2 separate regions of the Homo sapiens genome follow, and region 2 is linked to region 1. A link is a loop called in an ENCODE intact Hi-C map of the cell type or tissue named here. Cell type or tissue: CD4-positive, alpha-beta T cell. All regions are shown on one strand. Links, peaks and the distances in the headings refer to the core of each region. The heading gives the core; the rest is flanking DNA.

Region 1 (5,000 bases), core at 1-5,000:
AGCCCCTTAAGGGCACTCCGATCTCCCCCAGGCCCTCCTCGGAGCTACCATGAGCCTCCCCTCCCAGCTTCCCTTCAGTTGGGTAGGTCTACTCAGCGGGTCTAGAATGCAGCTGATATGGTTTGGCTCTGTGTCTAAACCCAAATCTCACCTTAAATTGTAATAATCCTCACGTGTCATGGGAGAGATCCGGTGGGAAGTAAGTGAATCATGGGGCCAGGTTTTTCCCCTGCTGTTCTCATGAGTAAGTCTCATGAGATCTGATGGTTTAATAAAAGGGAGTTCCCCAGCACACCCCACTTGCCTGCCGCCACATAAGATGTGCCTTTGCTTTTCCTTCGCCTTCCACCATGATTGTGAGGCTTCTCCAGCCATGTGGAACTGTGAGTCCATTAAACCTCTTTCCTTTATAAATTACAGTCTCAGGTATGTCTTTATTAGCAGCATGAGAATGGACTAATACAGCAGCTGAGAATCCACAGCTCTCCTGATGCTGCTGGCTCAGGGAGCAAACTTGAAAAGCAAAGTCTTAAAGAATAAGCAAGACGTTCTGAAGCAGTGAAGAGAGTAAAAGGTGTTCAAGCAAAAAGGAAGTACATATCCAGAAAGGTGTGGAAGTCTGAAAGAGCATGGTGTGTTTGGGAAACAGCAAGACTTTAGATGAAGCAGCACCCCCAGCATGGCAAAGCAGGAGAAAAAGACAGAAAGGTAGGTGGAATCAGAATGAAGACAGCTGCAGTCTTAGTCAGGAGTATGGACTCTGCCTCCTCAATGAGAAGTGTAAAACACAGCCTCTTTTCCACAGCATATGCAGTAATAAAAATAATTACTCCAAAGTAAATATGGGTATCTGGTAGTTAATACTTCAATTACCGGCACAATTCCTGGGTAAATGACAGGGGCATAATATGGTAACTTGATCATTACGGACCCCGTATGAGACTCCAAATTCCTAATTCTCAGATTCTCTACCCATATGTTGTTATCTCATTATGTGACATGAGAAACAATTTAAGCAGAGTAACATTCGCCTTCAAATCTACTTCACAGCAGCCTTTGAGAGGTAGGAAATTTTTTAAACTGTTCCTAGGAAGATGTGTATAATTTACATGAGAGTGTCTATTATTTTAGGTGGCTGTCTTGGAGAGAAGCAATCAGAAATAACAAACCATGATAAAGAAAGGAAAGACTGATGGGCTTGTGATCAGTGAAGGAAGGCAGTAACTATGGAAAACAACATGTCTTCACTAGGAATACTTCCACTAGGTGGTGGCGGGCACCTGTAGTCCCTGGAGGCTGAGGCAGGAGAATGGCGTGAACCCGGGAGGCGGAGCTTGCAGTAAGCTGAGATTGCGTCACTGCACTCCAGCATGGGTGACAGAGCGAGACTCCGTCTCAAAAAATAAAAATAAATAAAGTTTGTAAATAAAGTTTATATTGTAAATAATAAATAAAAGTTTTGGTTTTTAAAGTTTATTAAATGTTTTCTCTCACTGTAGTTAGAATTATCTAATATGTGAAATTTGCTTATGTTGAAAATTCAAGGAAGTAAATAAGTTGTACTTCAAAGAGAAAAAAATATTATGACATTACTATCAACAATAAACCTTAGTATCATCAAGTTGTAATGTGAGATTGCGGGCAATCCAATTCACAGGAGTAAATGTGTGATTGAAGGAAGAGCTCCTTGCAAAGCTGGGTTTGGGATGGTCCTTAAAGAATAAGAAATATATTAAAATAAAAAAACTTTAAAATAAAAAAATAATCAATGGACTAGACTTTATCTACTTTAGAAAAGTCTACTGCAGGTGAAGGGCTGTTGGCGTGAGTCCCAACAGAAGCTGGGGTGCCTACCATCTCCTAGGACAGAAGCTGTTCTGCCCACTTGGGCTTGTTTGAGCACTTCTCCTTTGTAACCTGAAGCATCAGGTATTCTAATCTAGTGGTTCCCCACTGGGGGTGATTTTACCCTCCAGCAGGGAATGTGGCACTATCTGGAAGCATTTTTGGCTGTCATGACTTGCAGAAGGGGGGTTGTACCTGCCATATACTGGGTAGGGCCAAGGATGCTGCCAAACATGGTATAATACAGAAACCGGCCCCCTCAACAAAGAATTATCCAGCCCAAAATGTCAACAGTGCTAAGGCTGAGAAATGCAGCACCAATCCTACCGGGAGAATTACTTTTCAAATTTGAATCTTCTTCTGTGACAAAGGAATGTGTGTCCAGAGAGTTCAGTGTATTCATCCTACATTTACATATAATTGTGTTACTCATATATAATCAGATATGAGTGTATATATTATGTAATTATATATCTAATATATAATTATATCCTTGATCAAGATCAATTAATTCATTGTTCCTTCCTCTTAATTGTGCTCCTAGTAAAATGTCTTTTTTGTCTGTATATCAAGTGGTAATTCCGCTTCCCCTTTCTTTCCATACATTCTTTTGTATGACTTCTACAAAAAAATTAAGAACATATATATGGTAACCAATTCTTTGTGTCAAATATATAATTATTACATATTAAAATATTCTAGAAGCTCAAAAATATTAAACACTTAAGTTTTACTTTTCTGTTCACTTTAAATTGTAAACGAGTGAAAAATTCTAAGTTCGTGAGGTATGGTTATTACCCTTTGACAAACAGGAAATTGCATAAACAACCCAGGTGCTCTAAAGAAATGTACGCATGGGAAAAAAATCAAAAGGATGTGAATTGTGCTGTTAGAAGTGTATCTGCTAGATAGACACATGTGCAGGCCCATCAGTCATTACAGACTCCAAGTCACACCATGACAGAAACAAAACACCGTTCCCGAGGAAATCTTTGTTTGCAGACTGTTTCTATTAATTTATTTCACTCATGAAAAGCTAATGCTGGGGTGTCGTGTGAAGTAAAAACATTACAGTGGTTCATCATATACACCAGCAAGCAGGCTGGAAGGAAGGAGTATTGGGAGATGTGCTGACCAGGCTTTCTACAAGCATACTCAGAGACCACAATGAAATCAACCAGTAAACAACTAGCAACACGATTACTAGTTTATTTACAATTGTGTTAAGTGCAATGAAAGAAAAGTAGAGGATGCGTAACTAGTCTCAGGTTAAATAAGCCTCCTTTGAGGAAGATACTTTTTTTTTTTTTTTTTTTTTGAGACAGAGTCTCGCTCTGTCCCCCAGGCTGGAGTACAGTGGCGCGATCTCGGCTCACTGCAAGCTCCGCCCCCCGAGTTCACACCATTCTCCTGCCTCAGCCTCCCGAGTAGCTGGGACTACAGGCACCTGCCACCACGCCCGGCTAATTTTTTGTATTTTCAGTAGAGACGGGGTTTCAGCGTGTTAGCCAGGATGGTCTCGATCTCCTCACCTTGTGATCCGCCCGTCTAGGCCTCCCAAAGTGCTGGGATTACAGGTGTGAGCCACTGCGCCCGGCCGGAAGATACTTTTAAACATGGCTAGAAGGAGGAGTGAATTCTGAATAGTGGCTGAGTTAGTGCAAATTGAGGGGTGAGGAAATAGCATGTGCAAAGGCCCTGAAGCGCAGAATAGTTTGCCCTCTTTGAGCAGCTGAACAGTGGCCCATTCAGTGCAGTGGTCCAGGGGAGAACAGCACACGATGAGCCCAGTAGGGTAAGCACGGTGCAGATCATATTGGGCCTTGTTAGCCATGGCAGGCATATTGAGGATTGTGTATTTCAACCTGAGCTAAATGGAAAGCCACCAAAGGGCTTTAAATAGCAGATGGCATATGGACATATACGCACTGGGATGAGGTATAGGCCTTCAGATGCAAACAGAGATGACCACATATAGACAGGTGGTGGCTACAACAATGAAAGTGAATGTCATCACCTAAAAAGAGGATGCTGGCCAAGGATGGAGCCCTCAGTAATACAAGTGCTGCTCGTAATTACCACAACCCATCCTTCTCACTCACAGTGTCCACGGCACAAAGCAGAACACAACTAAGACAGCGGTCACACATCTTTTTCCAGATCCCGAGTAGTACTAACAGCAATTCATCACTAGCTGACTTATGTTATACCTTGTAAGCCATCTAGAGCTAAGATCAATACTAATATTATATAACTAACTCTTCACAAATGTATATTTCACATTCCAACTGGACTGTGCCTTACAGGTCCTTACATTACCCATATATTCCAATAATCTATTTCAAAATCAAAGAATTTCTGACCTGGAGGGGATAATCTAATCCAAGCTTGTCCAATCCACGGCCCAGGGCCATATGTGGCCCAGGATGGCTTTGAATGCAGCCCAACACAAATTCGTAAACTTTCACTTTCTTAAAACATTATGAGTTTTGCAATTTTTTAAAAGCTCATCAGCTATCACTAGTGTTAGTGTATTTTATGTGTGGCCCAGGACAATTCTTCTTCTTCCAGTGTGGCCCAGGGAAGCCAAAAGATTGGGCACTCCTGATCTAATCCTTTACCTTCCTTGGTTTTATTGTTTATATTTCTTATTATAATAACTTGGAAGTAAGTTGCTCTGCCAATGGTAAAGCAAACAGCATAGTTTTACCCCAAAAATGCGGATCTTCTGAAATCCAAAGAAACTCCTTGCATACTAAGTCCAATCGGTACTCATTCCTCAGCTGGCATAACAGAAAGAAGACAAGAAAAGACATGTGCTCCCCTCTCACAACCTGAATGGGAAAGGAGTATTGGGAGATGTGCTGACTATCCAGGGTTTCTACAAGAGGACAGTGGAAAAGAGGGAAAAGAGGGCTTCTCGAATGTGTAGTCAATGTGTGCAGCAGACACTCACAGCGCACTTACCCTAGAACACGCCGCTTCGCAGGGCACCTGTGTCTGCTGCCTGCAGGCCCACACGTCTCAGGAACTAAAGCGAACACTGTAAAATCACTGAGCTGTGGCCCTCTGTGGATCACCTCACTTTCCTCTGGTTATTCAGGCAGGGTTCGCCCACCCCACGCCCAGAGGCAAACAATAAGAAAACTTGGAGT
Region 2 (8,174 bases), core at 1,804-6,803, 220 kb after region 1:
ATGGTTAAGACTCAAATGCAGAAATTTGGTTGGAAAGCTAATTAAACTTCCAACTTGCCCAAATAGAATTACAAAAAGACAAAATTGTGTTTTTCACAGAAATATAGTCCACTGGCATCACCAACACTGGACAGCTGTTCTTTTATTTAGAGTCCTGAGATAACAAGGAATCCAGGCATACATTAGACAGTCTTCTGTTGTCCTTTCTTCCCAATCAGAGATTTGTGGATGTGTGGAATGACACCACCACCAGCAATTGTAGCCTTGATGAGAATCCAATTCTTCATCTGCACGAATAGCAAGTTGCAAGTGACGAGGGGTAATATACACTTTACCTTTAAGTCTTTTGATGCATTTCCTGCCAGTTCAAGTCCCTCTGCGGTGAGGTACTCCAGGATGGCTGCGCTGTACACAGCGGCAGTTGCACCCACATGTCTGTGACCCGTCGTCCTAGATTTCAGGTGTTGATGAATACAGCCCTCTGGGAACTGCAAGCCGGCTCTCTGCGAGCGGGAAACCGCCTTTGTCTTGGCCTTTCCGGAGTCCTTCCCAGCCTTACCGTCAGCCATTTCGAGTTCTGCTGAAGCTCAAGCAAGGCAGAGAAAGGGCTAATCAGACCCGTGGTGAGATCCCACCATCTACTCCTTCATCGCACCGTGATTCAAACTGCCCTTTTCAGTTCTTACTATTCCTGATCGGATCAAAGAGAAAATCTTGATGTGGTGCTAGTCTGAAAGACCTCTCTAATAAAGGCTATTTTCCTATTGTAACAAAAAGAGCAGGAAGTAATATTAGTCTTTAATAACTTTGTTTTGTTATAGGTTGGTGCAAAAGTAATTGCGGTTTTTGCCATTAAAGGTAAAATGGCAATTACTTTTGTACCAACCTATATTTGTGTGTGTGTGTGTGTGTGTGTGTGTGTGTATTTTTGAGACACAGTCTCACTCTGACGCCTCAGCTGGAGTGCAGTGGTGCAATCTCGGCTCACTGCAACCTCTGCCTCCCTGGTTCAAGGGGTTCTCATTCCTCAGCCTCCGAAGTAGTAGCTAGGATTATAGATGCCCGCCACCACACCTGGCTAATTTTTGTATTTTTAGTAGAAACAGGTTTTCACCATGTTGGCCAGGCTGGTCTCAAACTCCTGAACTCAGGTGATCCGCTCACCTTGGCCTCCCAAAGTGCTGGGATTACAGGTGTGAGCCACCGTGCCCGGCCCAGTGTGTTTATTTTTATAGTTACCACCTATTAATGAGAAAGCAACACTTGTTTTCCATTTACCGTAGTGATATCAAATTTCGTTTAAAATATTTATGTAAATCATAGGTGATTTAAAGAAAAATATTAATAACAGGATCAGGGCAGGCAGAAACTGGTGCTGTAGTGGTAATGCCTGCAGTTTGAGAAATGCCCTCAATTCTCCCGAAGATTGTTCATATTCCTCCCCAGGTCTTGGTATTTGTTGATTCTTTCTCTGGACTCAGTTGAAAGGACACATTTCGCTGGTGTTTTGAGGGTTCTTTTATTTTGAAACAACTTTGGAAGGGCGGGAACGTGGACAGGTGTCCTGGGTCTGCTGTCTTAGACTGGAATTTTACCTGGTGGTCTTCTTGGTTTTGTCGTTTTTGTTGGACTCTTTTCTTTTTTCTTTTTTTTTTTTTGAGACGAAGTCTTGCCCTTGTCCCCCAGGCTGGAGTGCAGTGGTGCGATCTTGGCTCACTGCAAACTCTGCCTCTTGGGTTCAAGTGATTCTCCTGCCTCAGCCTCCCGAGTAGCTGGGATTACAGGCGCCTGCCACCATGACCGGCTAATTTTTGTATTTTTAGTAGAAACGGGGTTTCACCATGTTGGCCAGGCTGGTCTCGAACACCTGACCTTGGGTGATCTGCCTGCCTCGGCCTCCCAAAGTGCTGGGATCACAGGCGTGAGCCACGGCGCCTGGCCTCTTTCCTCGTTTTCGAATTAATTTTAGTGTTTGGGGTTTTAGTGGGGCTTGTTCCCCACTTCAGCTAGGCCGTTGCTCAGCGTCAGTGGCTGGAGATGTTGGCAGAGTCAGTCCCTCCATCCATTAGGTGCTGAAGGGCCACTCAGAAGCCCAAACTTGCAAGGGTTTTTCTGCTCGGATCTCTTACGCTTTTCTCCCAGGGAGAGGTCCCGTGGCTCATCAGAGCTTTAAAAACCAGACTTGGGTTTCTCCACCATGCAGGCGTGTGTTCTGCCTGCCCTCTTTCTCCAACCCAGACCCACGTAGGCTATGCTGAAACTCTGTGGAGGCAGACCCTCTTGTGTGGCCTGGGGACGTTCCAGCACCATCTTTGTAGCTCGGGCAGCCTTACTTGTCACCCTGTTTGGTTGAGTCCGACTTCTTGGGTCCTTGAACACAGGGAGGCACCCCGGCTTGGGGCCAGCTGTTACCCGCGCTCGCCCTGGCATGCAGCCCTCTGGTGTCTCAGCTGCGCTGATGGGTGCCCACCCCGCGGTGCTTCTCCAGGCCCCAGGCGTTTCCTTTGGTCTCTGTGGAGGTTGTGGGGGGCAGGTTGGAGAGGAGAGTTACTTGCCAGCACTTTAAAATTGGCTTATTTCAGACCTAAATTCAAGGTGTCTGTGATGTCCTGAGGCGGATGATCTGGCAGCCTCAGGGCCGAGTTGTTAGGTGGGTGGCAGCGTCCACCGAGCTCGTGCCCACCTTCTTGCCATCGACTCCCCCATTTCACTGCCTGCCTGGCCTCTGTAGGCACTTGAATTTACAACACGTTTTCTTGCCACTAACCACGCATTTCCCCACTTGAAAAGTATTATTTCTTCTCTCTTACAGTTTATCACATGGTCCAGAACTTTCTGTAAGCGTCCTGATTTACTTTATTTAGAGTTATTCCAACTGTTAACTGATTTATCCCATATTTGTGTGTTACAGTCATAATTTTTTAAACTTATTTTGGCTTTTAAAATTATTATTTCATTATAATTACATTTCTTGTCTAATTAGTACTTTTAGTAATTACTGCTTTTTACATTTAATCATAGTGTTAATGTTTGTATAAAATCTCCCTAAGAAGTATAAACCCAACTGGTGGCCACCACAGTGGTGGGACCAAAATGAACATTTAGGTGCCCAGTGCCTTTGCTGACTTGCAGATTTGAAACACTTTTCTCTGGCATGCAGGCCTCTGTGTTTGGTGCTGTTTCAGGACTAGGATTTTAAATTTTACAGCTCACTCTTTCCTCCCCTCTAATTCACACTGTTTAAGTATTTTAGATGTGGAGCACATTTTTTGTATCTAGAGGGTAAGTCCTTCTCTTTCCTGACCTTTTTTTTTTTTTCCCTGGAAACTTCTTAGCACTTTCTCCTGCTTATTTTCCTGATAAACTGTATAACTCTTGCTTCGATAACAAGTGTTTATTGGCTGCTGTCCTGAGCCAGGCACTCTGCCCGGTTGTCTGGGGACCTGTATGAGGAGCGGTCAGTGTGGCAGGTGTCCAGTGTCATTGAATTCTCCTCAATGCATTAGGGACAGGAGCTGATTGATGGATGGCTTCCAGTGTTTTACTTCTAAACACTGTAGGGAAACAGCTGTAACAAAAATAAACCTGGAACCTTTTGATCCCTGGACAGTCTTTGTTGAGACGATCACCAGGAGGCACTCATTCCTCCTTAACGTGGTCACCGAATCTAAGTTTCATTAAGTTTTCTTTTAGGAAGTCCAGAGACTTGAGGAATAAATCATAGTGGAAGTGCAAGGTGTCTCTTGCAAGGCATGGGTTTACTGTGCTTTTGTGGATTTCTGCCCTTAGTTTTGGTTTAGCTCCTTTCTGATGAAAAACTTTATGAGAAAGTTACTTTATGAGACACCAAGTCACCCCATTCTTGTGAGAACCCTGAGAAGTTTACCAAATAGTTAAGTAGTCAGACATAGGAAAACCAATGTTGTGGTAGGATATGGCGGCTCCTCCTCTCAAGGGTGTGAACCATACAGGGCTTTTTGATGTGTGTATTTTTACATGCGTGACTTGTGGAGGCAGGCAGAGTTTCTGGGTTGCTCCCCTACCTGTCTGTCTTCAGCTAGAATGCTTCTGTAACAGCCCACAGGACTAAGCTTTGCAAGGCCTGTGGTTAGTGTCTCCAGTACCCAAAAGATACATATTTTTATTCAGTTAAAATTGGCCATTTTAACCATTTAAAAATGTTCACTTATTGACTTCCAGTACATTTACATTGTTGTGCAATTAACAGCAACCACAATTTAATTGCAGAACATTTTATCACGCCAGAAAGAAACGGAGTGCCCATTAAGCCAGGCTTGTCCACCCTGCAGCCCATGGGCCATATGCGACCCAAGACAGCTTTGAATGCAGCCCAACACAAATTTGTAAACTTTCTTAAAACATTCTGAGATTTTTTTCAATTTTTTTAAGCTTATCAACTATTGTTAGTGTTAGTGTACTTTATGTGTGGCCCAAGATAATTCTTCTTTTCCAGTGTGGCCCAGGGAAACCAAAAGATTAGACATCCCTGTATTAAGCCGTCATGCCCTATTACCTTCTCCCAACTGTCCCTGACAAACACTAATCTGCTTTCAGTCTGTATGGATTTTTAAATTCTGGACATTTCATATAAGTGGAGTCATATAGTACATAACTTTATATGACTGGCTTTTTTTCACTTAGCATAATGTTTTTGAGGTTCATCTATGTTGTAGCATGTATCAGGATCCATTCCTCTTATGACTGAATAATATTCTATTGTATGGATATACATTTTGTTCATTTGTTGATGGACATTGGTTTGTATCCACTTTTTGTGTTATGATAATGCTACTATGAACATTTGTATGTAGGTTTTTGTGGAAAAAAAAATCCTGTGTTTTCAGTTTTCTTGGGTATATTCCTCAGAGTGGAATTGCTAGGTCATGTCATAATTCTGTGCTTGACGTTTTGTGGAACCAAAAAGATATATCTTAAGTATTAAAATAGTACACATATAAAGTTATCATAGTTCCTTCTTATATATTAGAAAGAAATGGTTTCTTTATAGTCAGGCAGAACCAAGTTCAAATCCCAGCCCCTCTACTAACTAGCTGTGACCTTCAGTGAGTTATTTAGCCTTTCTTAGTTTATTTCTTCACCTAGAGAATGCTGATAATTAATTCGTGCTTCAGGGCTATTATAGTAATTCACTGAGATGGTATTACATGTAAAGTGCTTTTATTAGCACAGTGCCTGGCATAAAATAATCCACATATACTGTAATATTTATTTTAGGATAATACGTAGTCACCCAAGCCTGATTAGTATTTATTGCCTCAAAGAAATGACTATGTACTTAGGTCAAACCAAAGAGAAATCAGACCCAAAAGGAATTCTTAAACTTTATATTTTTATATTATCTTTGCCAGAGAGGTATTTTGCATTTTTACTTTTAGATTAATGCGTTGTCTGTTATTCTCAAAATTTGTAGCATCCCTGTTTTCAAAGGTAAAAGGATCTCCTGCAGAGAAGTGACTTTTTCTTAACCTTCTGTTTGATCTCTGCTTGGGTTCTGTGCGTATGAACCACTTCCTGGCTCTGCTCACAGAGAGGCCGAAGATTACTAGTGACTTGCCCCATCTCAGTGCATAAGGATTCACCATATGGATCTTTTTCTTGAATTAGTAACTAGTTACAAATTATTTTTTCTAATTGTCAAAATCGATTTTTTTTTGGTAAAAAATTAAGATCTCCCATGAACAGACCAGAGATTATCTCTGTTAATATTTTGGTAGATGCTTTTTTAAAAAAAGTATTTATATATTATTTTTGTATAATAATACCACTAGAATATTTTGCGCTTACTATTTAGGAACATCTTTCCAAGGTACAAAATATTTTTCTACAACCTATTGCTTAATGTTGAATATTATCCCATTTTTATGGATAGAACATAATTTACCCATTTCCCAATTAGATATTCATATTGTTTCTGGTCTTTTCACTATTATAAACAGTGCTGCGATGAACATTGTTGTAGCAGAATCTTTGTGCACATTTATGATAATTACTTTGGGCTAAATTCCTAGAAATGGATTTCTTGGATCTGTGTTGCAACCTCCACAAACTGCAGTCTTTTTATATTTCGTTCACAATTACATTTACTTTTGTTACACAGGGCACTACTTTGATTTCTATTAGTGCTGTTTGTGATTGTGTATGTCTTTCACTTGAAATCCACCATGAAGGTGAAAATTTGTTTGAACCGTGGCACTATATGGCAGTGCAGTGTAGTCAGTTGTGTTTGTAGTCCGGATTATCAGAGCTTGAATTCTGGTTCTGCTGCTCACTAGCTTCTTCTTGCACACTGTTTCAGTGTACTCAGCCTCACCTTTTATTTTATTTCTACAGAGTCCCATTTGGTGTGTAAGCTGGTTTTTTGTTCCTATTTCTGTGTTCCTCCCATGGGGCTTCTTTTCTATGGCCACTCTAGACCATTGAGGATGGAAGCTGATGGATAAAAATGCTGCCCTGTTCCACCTGGGATGGTAGTTGAGACACATTCACAAGGCTTCTCGGAAAGTCCTGCAGGTTCCAGCACCTGTCAGAAACATCTGTCACTCATGGTGATCGCCTACTTGACAGTGCCCTTCTTTGGACTCTTCCTCTGTTTCGCTCCCCGTGTCCTTCACTACTGCTCCCTGGGATCACATTCCAAAATAAAGTCCCTGCCTGGAAGCCTTTGTCTCACCTTTTACTCTTAGAGGAACCCCGGCTAAGACATTTTCTAGTCATGGATAGGTAATGTACTCTCCGAGTCACAGTTTTGTCTTCTGTATAAATCTGAGAAGAGTGATGTCTGCCTCATAGGGTTATTTTGAGGTTTAAACCGTGTAAGTAATTCATTCACCACATAGTTACTGAAAGGCAACTGTGTGCTAAGTGGTGGCATTCTGGCTATGGGGATATGGCAGTGAGCAAGACAACTAGGACCCTGTCTTCACAGGGTTTACATTCTGATGAAGGAGACGGACAAAGAAGCAAACAAAGAATTTCAAGTAGTAAAGAATGCCACAGAGTAAATTAACCAGGATGATGCACTCAAAAGCAAAAAATCACGATGGAAGGCCACTCTGAGGAGGTGCTCTTAGAAATGAGGACTCAATGGTGAGAATAAGCTGGACGTGGGAAGAACATTTTGGGTAGAGAGAGTAACAGGCACATAGGCCCTGTAGTGGGAGTGGCAGGAGCAAAGTAGCACACATAAAGTGTGATGCTAATACCTCCACTTCCTAAGTGCTTAATAAATGTTGGTTGGTATTAGTAGTTACTAGTTGGTTATATTAGTAATTAATAATTGAGGTTAGATCAAAGGGGTAGCCCATTGGTAATTACATAGCAGTAAGTGGTCAGTTTAGCCTTATGGATTGATGACAAATTGGTTTCATAGAATAAGCAGTAATTGGGCAGGATGAGAATGGTTTCATAGTATACTTTAACTTGTTGATATGGTAAATTACATTGATTTGCTTTGCATTCCCAGGATAAGCATTATTTGGTCATGATGTATTCTTTTTATATAATGCTAGGTTTGATTTACTGATGTTTTGTTGAGAATTTTGCATCTGTTAATACGTTCATAAAGTATATTGGTCTATTTTTTGCCTTTTAATATCTTTGCATGGCTTTGCTAACAGTGTAACACTGGCTTCATAACATGAGTTGGAAAGTGTTCTCTATTTTTCTGTGTTGTAACAGAGTTTGTATAGAATTGGTATTTAAATGCTTGGTAGAATTCTCCCCTGAAGCCATCAGACTTGGAGTTTTCTTTGTTGGAAGTCTTTTAACTATAAATTCAATTTCATAATATCTGTAGGACTATTTAAGTTACCCATTTCTTCTTGAATGAGCTTTGGTAGGTTGTGTCTTCCAAGGAGTTTGCCTGTTTCATCTAAGTTATCAAATTTATGGGCGTAAAGTATTTCCTAACATTCCCTTTCAAAAAAAAATTTAGTTGTGATAAGACATTTTAGTAGTGATAAGAAATACATAACATAAAACTTACTGTTTTAACTATTTTTAAGTGTACAGTTCAGTGACATTAAGTACATTCACATTGTTGTGCAACTTCTTACTATCCTTTTAATGTCTCTGGGGTCAGTAGTGATGCCTCCTCTTTATTCCTGATACTGATAATTGTGTCTTCTCTCTTT

What was found. Peaks named below come from ENCODE experiments on the same cell type or tissue, not always from the same donor. Only the 100,000 strongest peaks of a DNase experiment are listed, where the experiment ranks them.
Region 2: it touches region 1 in a loop (4-fold over the local background); 1 of 110 quality-filtered maps calls a loop at or near these places.

Annotation. Positions count from the first base shown.
Region 1 is chr13:98,992,344-98,997,343 of GRCh38, forward strand. It overlaps a transcript of DOCK9 not described here. Among named protein-coding and RNA genes, the nearest start is that of DOCK9, 17 kb to the left of the region's middle. RefSeq lists enhancers at 1-885, 1,727-2,228. In CD4-positive, alpha-beta T cell, for the core only: no CTCF peak of the experiment used is centred there; a DNase peak (open chromatin) is centred at 2,718; H3K27ac peaks cover 374 bases.
Region 2 is chr13:99,215,190-99,223,363 of GRCh38, forward strand. All of the region lies in intron 1 of UBAC2 (UBA domain containing 2), which reads left to right. It also overlaps the pseudogene H2AZP3. Among named protein-coding and RNA genes, the nearest start is that of UBAC2, 18 kb to the left of the region's middle. In CD4-positive, alpha-beta T cell, for the core only: no CTCF peak of the experiment used is centred there; DNase peaks (open chromatin) are centred at 2,422, 3,992 and 5,552; H3K4me3 peaks cover 3,060 bases; H3K27ac peaks cover 4,285 bases.